Linked DNA regions of Homo sapiens: region 1 is linked to region 2. The links are chromatin contacts, found by Hi-C or POLR2A ChIA-PET in ENCODE. All regions are on one chromosome and are shown on one strand. The core of a region is the stretch at or near the end of the contact, and the rest is flanking DNA. Distances in the headings are between cores, read along the strand shown. Region 1 overlaps LOC107985891 (a long non-coding RNA gene). Region 2 holds the start of MEIS1 (Meis homeobox 1).

Region 1 (5,120 bases), core at 676-3,175, 1.0 Mb after region 2:
TCACATCCTTTTGTCTTCTAATCATATTTCTATGTGACTGTCCACAGTTTTCCCTGGGTCTTTGGGTCTTCCTCTCTGGAGGCGCCTATGTAACATAAAACTTATATTAAATATATCTGTATGCTTTTCTCTTATTTGTCTTTTGTTATAGGGGTGTCAGCCATGACCCTTGCAATGGGTGAGAAAAGGAATTTTTCCTCCCCTACAGTTCATAGCCAATAAAATGTGTAAGAAGTGATACAGTGTGACAGGTCATAAAAGGTGACATGGCTTTGGCCTTGTTCACCAGGACACTAGCCTTTTGAGCCCTGAGCTGCCATTTAAGAAGTCCAATCCTGGGCGAGGTGGCTCATGCCTGTAATCCCAGCACTTTGGGAGGCCGAGATGAGCAGATCACAAGGTCAGGAGATCGAGACCATCCTGGCTAACATGGTGAAACCCTGTCTCTACTAAAAATACAAAAAATTAGCCGGGCATGGTGGAACGCGCCTGTAGTCCCAGATACTAGGGAGGGTGAGGCAGGAGAATCACTTGAACCTGGGAGGCAGAGGTTGCAGTGAGCCAAGATCGTGCCACTGCACTCCAGCATGGGCGAAAGAGCGAGACTTCATCTCAAAAAAACAAAAACAAAAACAAAAAAAAACAACGAAGACAAAAAGAAGTCCAAATATTCTGAGGCCGCCAAGCTGTGAGAAAGCCTCACCCACAAGGAGGAGCCACACACTCATGGACCTGGCAACAGCCTCAGCTATAGTTCCAGCTGACAACCAACATCACCGTCACACATAACTAAAAATGCCTCTAGGTGATTCCAGCCAATAGCCTTTGCATCTTCCCAGCTCAGGCTGCAGATATCATGGAGCAGAGAGGCAAGCCAAGCCCACTGTGTCCTGTCTGAGTTCCCAACCCAAAGAAATTATAAGCATAATGAAATGATTATTTCATGTCGCTAAGTTTTGGGATAGTTTATTTCATTGCAATAGTAATTGAAATACCTCCTAAGTAAAAAAAAAAAAAAAAAAAAAAAAATCTTTCTTTCACTATCCTCTCACAACACACTTCTGACACCAGATGTGTGGGGATTTCTCCCCACCAGCAAGCAATTGATCAGTTCTGCAGTGGACACCAGCTGGCTGTCCTCCAATTCAATTCTGACACTATCTACTTGGAGATAGCATCAGATCTTGTGGGTTGAGGGCTCAGTCCCCAAAACTGCCCCCTGCCCCGACACACTTTGAATGCCAATTACAAGCCCCAGGATATTTTATTTTACCTATGTGTTTGTGACCAACTGGTTATAAAACTATAAAACAGGGTTCTTTGGGCTTGATTAATTTGCTAGCATGGCTCACAGAACTCAGGGAAACACATTTACTGATTTATTACAAAGATTATTACAAAAAATACAGACGGAGAGATGCATAGGGTGAGGTAAGGGGAAGCGGCCTGGAGCTTCCATGCCATCTCCTGGCCCAACACCCTCCAGGAAACTCCACATGAGCTATCTGGAAGCTCATCCAAACCCTGTTTTTTTAGGTTTTTATAGAGGCTTTGTTACATAAGTATGATTGATTACGTCATTGGCCATTGGTGATCCTCTTTAACCTTCAACCTCTCTTCTCTTCCCAGAGTTGCCAGTGTGGGCTGAAAGTTCCAACCCTCTAATCTGCCTTGGTCTTTCCAGTGACAGTCCTCATCATGAAGCTGCCTAGGGGCTCCCAGCCGTCATTAGCATACAAAAAGACATCAGCTAGAGATTCTAAAGATTTTAGGGGTTGTATGTCAGGAAATGGGAGGAAAACCAAATATATATTTCACAATACATATCACACCTTCCTTCGACTCTAGTTTGGGCTCCTGACTTGCTTTGGTCAACAGAATGAGGAAAAAGTGGCAGTGTGCCAGTTCTGAACCTAGGGCTCAGGAAGACTCGCCTGTTTCTGTTTATGTGTCATGCTCTAGACGTCACAATGAGAACATGCTTAGACTAGCCTGCTAGAGAATAAGGGACATGAGCCATGCTTAAGTCATCCCAGTCATCCCAGTTGAGGACAGCCTAGATCAACCAACAACCAGCCAAAATTCAGACATGGAGCAGAGCCACCTAGCTAATGACTCCAGACAGAGAATAAATGAATGTGTGTTGTCCAATGCTGCTAAGATTTTTGTGGATTTTTAATTAATTAATTACTTTTTAAAAATACAGATTCTTGCTCTGTTGCCAGGCTGGAATGCAGTGGCACAATCATAGCTCACCGCAGCCTCTACCTCCTGGGCTCAAGCGACCCTCTGGTCTTGCCCTCCCAAAGTTCTGGGATTACAGGCGTGAGCCACGGTGCCTGGCCTTGTGGATGTTTTTTAAGCAGCATTACTGCAGCAGATGATAATCAATACACCATTTTAAAAATCCAGAGAAGACATTAATAACACACCCTCCTTTGGTCTCATAGTCCCCTTCAGCTACTGCCTTGTATGTCTACTTTTCTTCACAACAAAACTTCTCAGGTTGATTACCTACTGACAGTTTCTACTCCCTCACCTCCCATTCTTTCTTCAGCCCTAATCACTCTGACTCCTGCTCCCACCACTACTCTGGAATTGCTCTCGTCAAGTCAGCAATGACTCTCATGGTGGCAAATCTGATGATCAAGTTGCTTTGTGATCTCACTGGGCTCTGTAGAAGCGTTCAACATATTTGATAACTCTGTTTGTCCCTTTTTTTCTTTTGGCTTCTGAAATACCTCCAGGTTTTCCTCCTATTTCATTGGTTATTCTTTTTTTTTTTTTTTTTTTTTTAGATGGAGTTTTGCTCGTGTTGCCTAGGCTGTAGTGCAATGGTGTGATCTTGGCTTACCACAACCTCTGCCTCCCAGGTTCAAGCAATTCTCCTGCCTCAGCCTCCTGAGTAGCTAGGACTACAGGCATGCACCACCACGCCCAGCTAATTTTGTATTTTTAGTAGAGACGGGGTTTCTCCACGTTGGTCAAGCTAGTCTTGAACCCCCAACCTCAGGTGATCCACCCACCTTGGCCTCCCAAAGTGCTGAGATTACAGGCATGAGCCACCATGCCCGGCCGGTTATTCTTTTTTTTAAAAAAAATCATTTTTTTTGCATTATAATGAACCTTTGCTCGTTCATTTTTTTTTTTCAAATACTTATTAGGCACCTATTGTGTGTCAAGCATTTTTCTGAATGTTCTGGTCACAGCAGAAAAACAAAACAAAATCCTTGCCCTCATGGGGCTTACATTCTAGTGACAGGAGACCGAAATACACAAATAAACAAGTAAGTGTATATCACATGGTGATACATTCTATAGAGAAAAATCAAGCAGATACAGGGGGATAGATAGTGATGGGGTTCCTATTCTAAATAAGGTGGTCAGTAAAGTCCTCATTGAAAGGGTGACATTTGCACGGACCCCAGAAGAACATAAGGAGTGAGCCATATGTCTTCTGAGGGTGGAGTATCCCAGACAGAAGGAACAGCAACTGCAAAGGCCCTGAGGCAGCAGTGAGAGTAGCAGGTCCCCCTGCCTCTTTTAAATATTTTATTATACTCATTTTCAAATCAATCGCTTGGCTTTTCAAATTGAAAGCTTCACTAAGAAAAAACAAAACAAAACAAGAAAACAAAAAAAAAAACAACAATGAAGCAATCCCTCACAAACGAATGTCTCAATTTAACACAGTTTAGGGTATGAGGAAAGGAAGGCCTTTTATATCTCATCTTGGATCATTTGCTCCAGTGTTCTGGAGCAGACTCTCTGATCTCTACACAAATGCTTACTGCTTATCTTTAAAAAATCTTTTTAAATGGTGACTCAGCTGGGTGCTTTCCAGTCCCTCTTCTCTTTCTGCACTCATGCCTTGGGGGAGCTCATCCATTTCCATAGTTTAAAATACCATCTAGAAGCTGACAATGCTCAAGTTGACAAGACTAGTCAAGACCTTACTGCTGAGCTTACTCAGATTCCAATAACCAACTAGATCACATCTAATGATCTAGATGTGATCTTGACACTTCCACTCGGGCATCTCAAAATTACCTACTTCCAAAGAGAACTCTTTATTACATCAATACTCCACAAAACTCAACCCTATCGCCCCAGTATTTTCCGTCTTTAGAAATGGCCATCTACTCAGTTGCTCAAGCCAGAACTCTGTTATCATCCTTGATTTCTCTCTTTTCACTATACCCCAAGTTCAAATTATTAATCACTTAGACTGTACCTCCACACCCAGGCACTTCTTTCTATCTCCACTTCACCCATCCTGTGCCAAGGCACCAGTACTGAGTACCATATCCATGATATTCATGGGAGAAGCCACTGCAAGTGTAAGATAAGAAAAATGAATCTAGACCATATCATCACACAACCCTATTTAACTAAATTTAAGATAAAGCAAACTTCCTAAAAGGCCAAACATATATATATATATATATATATATATATATATATATGAATATAATACCCAATGTTGACTTTTTCAATTAGTTTTATATTTTGCTTATGAACAGTATTTTATTTATGATATTGGATAGATCCCTGTGTATAGTGAGTTTTAAAGTAAAAATGAGCAAAATTTAGGTTGAGAAAATATTCAGAGGTGTGGAAACATCTCAGTGCTTTTTGTAAAGTCACTTTCATTTCTCTGATTTTATGATTTTTATATGTTCTAAGATGAGGTTGACAACTCTGGCCCTTTCTTACTCTAGTCTAGTTTATTAAATTATTAGATTCCTGGCTTTTACAATGTGAATAGAGTCTTTTGTGAACATGAATAACTATTATTTTAATAATAACTCACCATGCTAAAAATTGGCATTTAAATTTATAAATAAGATCAGAGCTGCTGACCTCTTTCAGTGAAGAAAAGAACAAAAAGAGTTAAGTTAGCAACTCATTCTGATAGTCCACCTAAATCAATTAGGATGTTAAATCCATGCATAAAATAATGTTTAATAAAAATCCTTTAAAGGGAAAATTGTTTCATTTTAAACTGAATGAATACAAAAGATGACATGAGTTTCCCGGATTACCACTATGAGGCTCTAAGACACCAGACTCAGGCATTGCTAATAGTTCAACAGTAATTGGAATATTAATAGGACATG
Region 2 (5,362 bases), core at 1,845-4,344:
CTAAGCGTATTTCGCAATAAATTTCTCTCAGTTAAATTATACTTACACAATTTCCCTCGCAGTTCATTTAAGGATCATAAACGTAGGTGTGCCCTGTCGGTGTTTGGTTTGACCCCCACCTCCCACCCACGCATCTCCCTCCTACCCCCGAGTCGCGCAGATGCCTGGCGGGCCTGATGCGGGGACGATGATCACACCCCCGCGAGCAGCCATCGGAAGGCGCTCAGGTATACCCCGAAGTCGGCTGGGGTTCCGGGAAGGGGTCGCAGACTGCCGGCCCAGCTTAGTCCTTTCCCTAATCGGAAAAGGAGCGTGCTGCCTGGCCCAGCCAGCGCAGCCTCCCAAGGATTAAACAGAAATCGCCTTCCTGAGACGGGGAGGTTCCATCTTGGCCTGAAATTCTGCTTCCAAGTTCATGTTGTGGGGCCGGGGAGCGACGGTGAGGCGTGGGGTGGGGGGGTGGGGGGATGGGGGGAGGCCGGGAAGTGTAGGCAGAGGCATAAAGGCGCTGGTAATGCACCTGGCTGCCCACCCACTCCGTCCCCAGCTTTTACTCGCGGGCCTGTCTTAACCTCCCAAGTGATGTTTCAGGGCGTTTGTACCAGAAAACCTACACATGTATGTGATGGAAAAAAACTAAAAGATCCTGAAACTTAAGCGTCAGAAAAAAGACAGGGAGAAACAGAGAGAAAAAGGAGAGAGGAAGCAAATGATAAGGGATCCTGGAGATGGTTTAAACACACACACACACACACACACACACACACACACACACACACACACACACACACGAGGGAGAGCTCTTTCAAGGCAAAGCGCTTCTGAAGGTTTTGGGAGAACGTGTGTCAGCCCTTCAGGCACACAGGGTGCCAGTACGGAGTTGGGGGCGGGGAAGGGTGCAGTGCAGGCGGCTGGGAAGGCTCATCTGCTCGGCTTTATGGAAACGCTCCACTGTTGGGGGCAACCAACCCCGCGTTGACTCCTGCGAAGTGCTAAAGGAAGCGATAGATGTCGCCTAAGGAGACTACGGACGCTCGGTGGAACCTCATTCCAGACCTATGTTCTCATGCTCGCCCTGTGTCTCCTGCTCCTCGGAAGCCCACTCTATAGAATCTTCAGTCCTACCTCGCAGACGGACGCAAATTATCTTTTACTTTGCGCTTAAGAGTTGGCTTCAATACATTTTAGAGCTCCTAACCTTTCCCAAACAATCTTCGGATGAAGGGATACCCCCAATCTTGCTCAAAACTCTTTCCCTACCTACACCCCCTTGAGGGTGAGGGTTCAGTCCGCAGCTGGCGAGTGGGACGTGGGTGGGGGCGATGGAGGCGCGGGCGGGCTGCTTGGAGGGAGTCAGCCTTTTGGCCACCTTCAGGGCGGGAATAGGGACTGGCAGTTCGCATTCCCCGCAGATCGAAGCTCCCTGCTGATCGATTATTTGATAATTGATTTTCCCCGCAGCCAATGCGCGGCGGCCTGGGCGGGGGCGCCTCCTGATTGGCCGAGCACTCCTCCACGGCTGCCTACCGAGATTTGGGTGAGCTCATTTTCCAGTCGACCGCAGGGGGAGTTTTCTGCGAGGTTTCAGCTGGAGGGAGGGGGAAAAATCCTCTCGGAGCCGAGCGAGCTGCGAGCCCTGCTTGTGGATGTGAGGTTTCCAGCCACTGGTAGAGCTGCTGCGGCTGAGCCATCTCGGCAGATCAGAGCCCAGCGGACAGAAATATAAATACGAAAATAACGCCACTAAATATAATCACAAGGGAGAAGCTTAGAGCGGGAGAATAAAGAGAAGGGGTGAGGGGGAATTAAAGCCCAGGCAATAGGTGTTAAAGTTAAAAACAAAACAAAACAAAAAACAGTGGTTGGTTGGAGCCTCCGAGTTGTAGGTACAGGCAGCTTTTGTCTGAAATCTCAGCTTCCGAAGCGGATTTCTTTTTCTCTGGCACTGGGAGGTTTCGCCGAGCCGGGTTGGGGACGGGAAAGAGGAGCGCGGGGAAGGATGTCTGGGGTGGTGAGGGCAGGGCTTCGCTGGAGAAAGAGCTAGTGGGGCGCGAGGTTCTTACAGGCCCGGGAGAGGTCGAGGCTGGAGCCCCTCGGCGCCTCTAAGACAAAGGCAGCGGTGGCTGCAGCCGGAGCCTAGCACTCCGGCAGCGTCGCGCCGCGCCGCGCCGCGCCCTGGGCGCACGGCCGCCTCACCCCGAGCGGGTCGGAGAAAGAGCCTCCCTCCCAGCGGCTCCCCGGCCCCGGCTCCGCCCGCGAGGTCTGGGCTGCTGCGAGCCCGCGCCGGGTTTCGCTTTCCGACGATCATAAATAGCTTGGTGTTTGTAAACAGGCGCTGGGGGCACATTCCCCGCGCTCAGCTCATTGTTCCCTCCCTTCCTCTCTACTTCGCGCAGGACGCCTGGGCTGGGGCTGGGAGCCGCCGGGGCTAGGAGGTGGGGGAGTCCAGACCCGAAGTGACAAAATGCTAGCATTTTCTTTCCCCCGGCCGGGCGTCCACCTCTAACAGCAAAGAAACCTCTAAGCTGGGTCTGCAGAAAGCCCGAGCCACCTCAACCCCATGTTCTCAGGACTCCTTAGCAGAGGCTTTCCCAACCTGGCTTCTCCCTCCTTTTCCTCCACGATCCCGCTTTGACTTTTCTCCTTGCAGTGTTTAGTTCTGAGAATTCAGTACTTTGCGCATCACCCCCTGCCCCGAAAAACACTGGCAGACCCCAATAATTTCGAGGAAAGTCATGAAGTCTATGCGCGGAGCCCTGTGCAAAATAACTCCCGCTGCTGCCTGCCCGGCGTTGATTCCCAATTTATTTCAAGAGAGTCGGCTTTGGGGAGAGAGTCTGCAGGGGGAGGGAGAGAAAAGAATACTGAAAATAAAGCTGGCGGCCGCGGGCTACTGCCTGCGTTTGTGTGCGTGTGCCCTGGGTGTGTGGTGTTTGTGCCTGGGCGTGCGATTTAATGGAGCGCCTCTCTGCCTCTCCAGTGCGGCCAGAGCTCGCTTCGCGCACCCACCCCTGCCGAGGAGCCTACTTGCTGCAGCCCAATGCATTGTGTAAGACGCGACCTGTTATGGCCACCACTACTTCCGGGTTCTAGCATTCTGGTCGGAATCCACCTCTCCGCCTGTGCAACACACACTTTACACACGCACGGGGACTGCAAGCGGGCAGCATCGATCGTGGCTCCTTTAAGACAAACTCAGACAGACATTTTTTTTAACCCTCCTTCTCTAATCTCCTTCCAGTGCAGCACTTGCAAAGAGGGAGAGAGAGGGAGAGAAAGAAAGAGAGAGAGAGAAGAGAGAAACTGATTAGGAATTAGGACTGATTCAAGGGAAGCGAGCGCTAGGGCTTTGTGCATTTGAATATTAACATTTGAGGTGTTCTGACCAGAAGAAGACAGAGCGGATGATCATTCATTCACCACGTTGACAACCTCGCCTGTGATTGACAGCTGGAGTGGCAGAAAGCCATGAGATTTGGTAGTTGGGTCTGAGGGGCGCTCTTTTTTTTCCTTTTCTTTCTTTCTTTCTTTTTTTTTTTTTAAACTGATTTTTGGGGGAGAGAAGATCTGCTTTTTTTTGCCCCCGCTGCTGTCTTGGAAACGGAGCGCTTTTATGCTCAGTGACTCGGGCGCTTTGCTTCAGGTCCCGTAGACCGAAGATCTGGGACCAGTAGCTCACGTTGCTGGAGACGTTAAGGGATTTTTCGTCGTGCTTTTTTTTTTTTTTTTTTTTTTTTCCGGGGGAGTTTGAATATTTGTTTCTTTTCACACTGGCCTTAAAGAGGATATATTAGAAGTTGAAGTAGGAAGGGAGCCAGAGAGGCCGATGGCGCAAAGGGTACGTATTAAAAAACAATTGTGGAACTCAAATGTGAGATTAAATTGAAACGTGGCCGAAAGACACTGCTAAAAAGTTTCCTTTTTTTCTCTCTCTCTTTTAAAAAATGAGGCTCCTAAAGCCGTGGCCTAAGCGAGAGGATTTATTCAATGCATTTGTAGACTTATGTATGTTACTTGGAGTTGTTAATTAAAGGAATCTATTTATCTATAGATTCCTAACCAGCAGCTATATAAATAAAAATGCAAGCTCAAACAATCATCTGGGTTTTTTTTTAAAAAAGCTAGATACCTAAAGCTGTAATTTGAACATTCAGAGATCAGAAGTTTAAAGTTATGTTTAAACTAAAATATGCAGCTGGAAACTTCTGATATGTTATTGATTATGCTCATCTTTAATATCACTAGAAGTATTCAGCTTTTTAAAGGAAATAACTTTGTCATAGTATAGCCAATTTTTTGGTCAGAAAACATTCATCTTTTTATAGTAATTTCAATTTGTATAGACTTGTATACAAGGCAATATTTTGCAAGTTTCTCTTAGATAAGCCCTCTACTAATTGAATACTAAGCACACAGTTACTCACTTTAAAAATGCAATACTAATTTCCCCATATTCCTTTTTCAATGGAAATGCAGTGAGAGTAAAGTGAGACAATGACAACCCAACTGAGGTAGTTTCTTAAAAGAAAGGGGGTCTACAAAAAGCCTTCCTTGCATAATTTGTGTCCTGGCCCTCAAAGCCCTGTTTGCAAAAGAAAGTTACTAGGCTGACACAGTTTTCTTTACTCCTTTGGTTCAGGCAAATGTCAGCGTTCTTCCAAACTCTTTTCACACCTCTGGCTTTAAGGAGATGAAAGTGGCAATTCCTCCTTTCTTTGAAAATCATTTCACTCTCAGCGCCTCCAAATCTTGGGAAAATAACTGCCTGGAATGAACCAATTAGAAAAACCTAAATAGCTAAATTTCACACACACAAAATAATGACAATCAATATGAAAGTAGTTTTTTTTTTTTTTTTCTGGAAGAGGAAGATGGAAAGTTGTGCATTTGCTTTTGAATTTGCTTTAAACCTGGTGAGTAACATTTGCCTCCTTGACTTCTAGTCTGGAAACAAAGTTCATAAGAGTAAATAAGAAAATAGAATATTAGCTGCTTCAACTATAGATTTTCTTTAACTTTGGGGGTGGGGAATTGCCCAATTCTAAATTCAGCTCTGATGTTCAGGAAAAGCTACCCTCCTTTGAGTTTCACTTATAAGGGGTCAGTTAGTTTTGTATAATTTAGCAGAGTTTGTCTTGGAAAGCAAAAGAAATGCAGTGTCTTGTAGGACTGCCTAACCTCACGCTGGCAGGGAAATAAAATGAGAAGCCTGTCTAAATTCACGTGCTTTGCGTAGCTGTTCCCATCGTAACTTTTTTTTTTTTTTTTAATTCCCCCTGATGTGAAGGGGCTGTGAAACTAGGCGGGTTTGCTGCAGTGTCCTGGCACGTTTTATTATTGTGATTTTGAATTTCTTCCTCCA

Evidence for each region. Hi-C counts contacts between places; a loop is a spot of excess contacts on that map. ChIA-PET counts read pairs that join two places held with the same protein, here RNA polymerase II (POLR2A). Pooled maps may share reads with other maps.
Region 1: a loop to region 2 is called in a pooled map, with 6 times the contacts of the local background. The contact joins the enhancer-like site here to the promoter of MEIS1 in region 2. A Hi-C loop is called at or near these places in 2 of 168 maps with a recorded cell type or tissue (MCF 10A and gastrocnemius medialis) and 6 of 50 pooled maps. POLR2A ChIA-PET finds 5 or more read pairs at or near these places in 2 of 52 experiments (BJ and MCF 10A).

Annotation. Positions count from the first base shown.
Region 1 is chr2:67,449,711-67,454,830 of GRCh38, forward strand. The region is part of intron 2 of LOC107985891 (a long non-coding RNA gene); the gene reads right to left. Among named protein-coding and RNA genes, the nearest start is that of ETAA1, 55 kb to the left of the region's middle. Within about 2 kb of position 1,926, at least 3 of the 41 ENCODE cell types and tissues checked have a DNase peak (open chromatin) inside an H3K27ac peak, as active enhancers do.
Region 2 is chr2:66,432,031-66,437,392 of GRCh38, forward strand. It overlaps MEIS1 (Meis homeobox 1), which reads left to right and starts at 3,095. Exons shown (of 13, transcript NM_002398.3): 1 at 3,095-3,838. The coding sequence starts at 3,827. MEIS1-AS3 (MEIS1 antisense RNA 3) reads right to left here and starts at 1,440. Exons shown (of 4, transcript NR_046438.2): 1 at 1,261-1,440. RefSeq lists enhancers at 1,269-1,621, 2,491-3,367, 2,955-3,054, a silencer at 2,147-2,246 and a promoter at 2,853-3,393.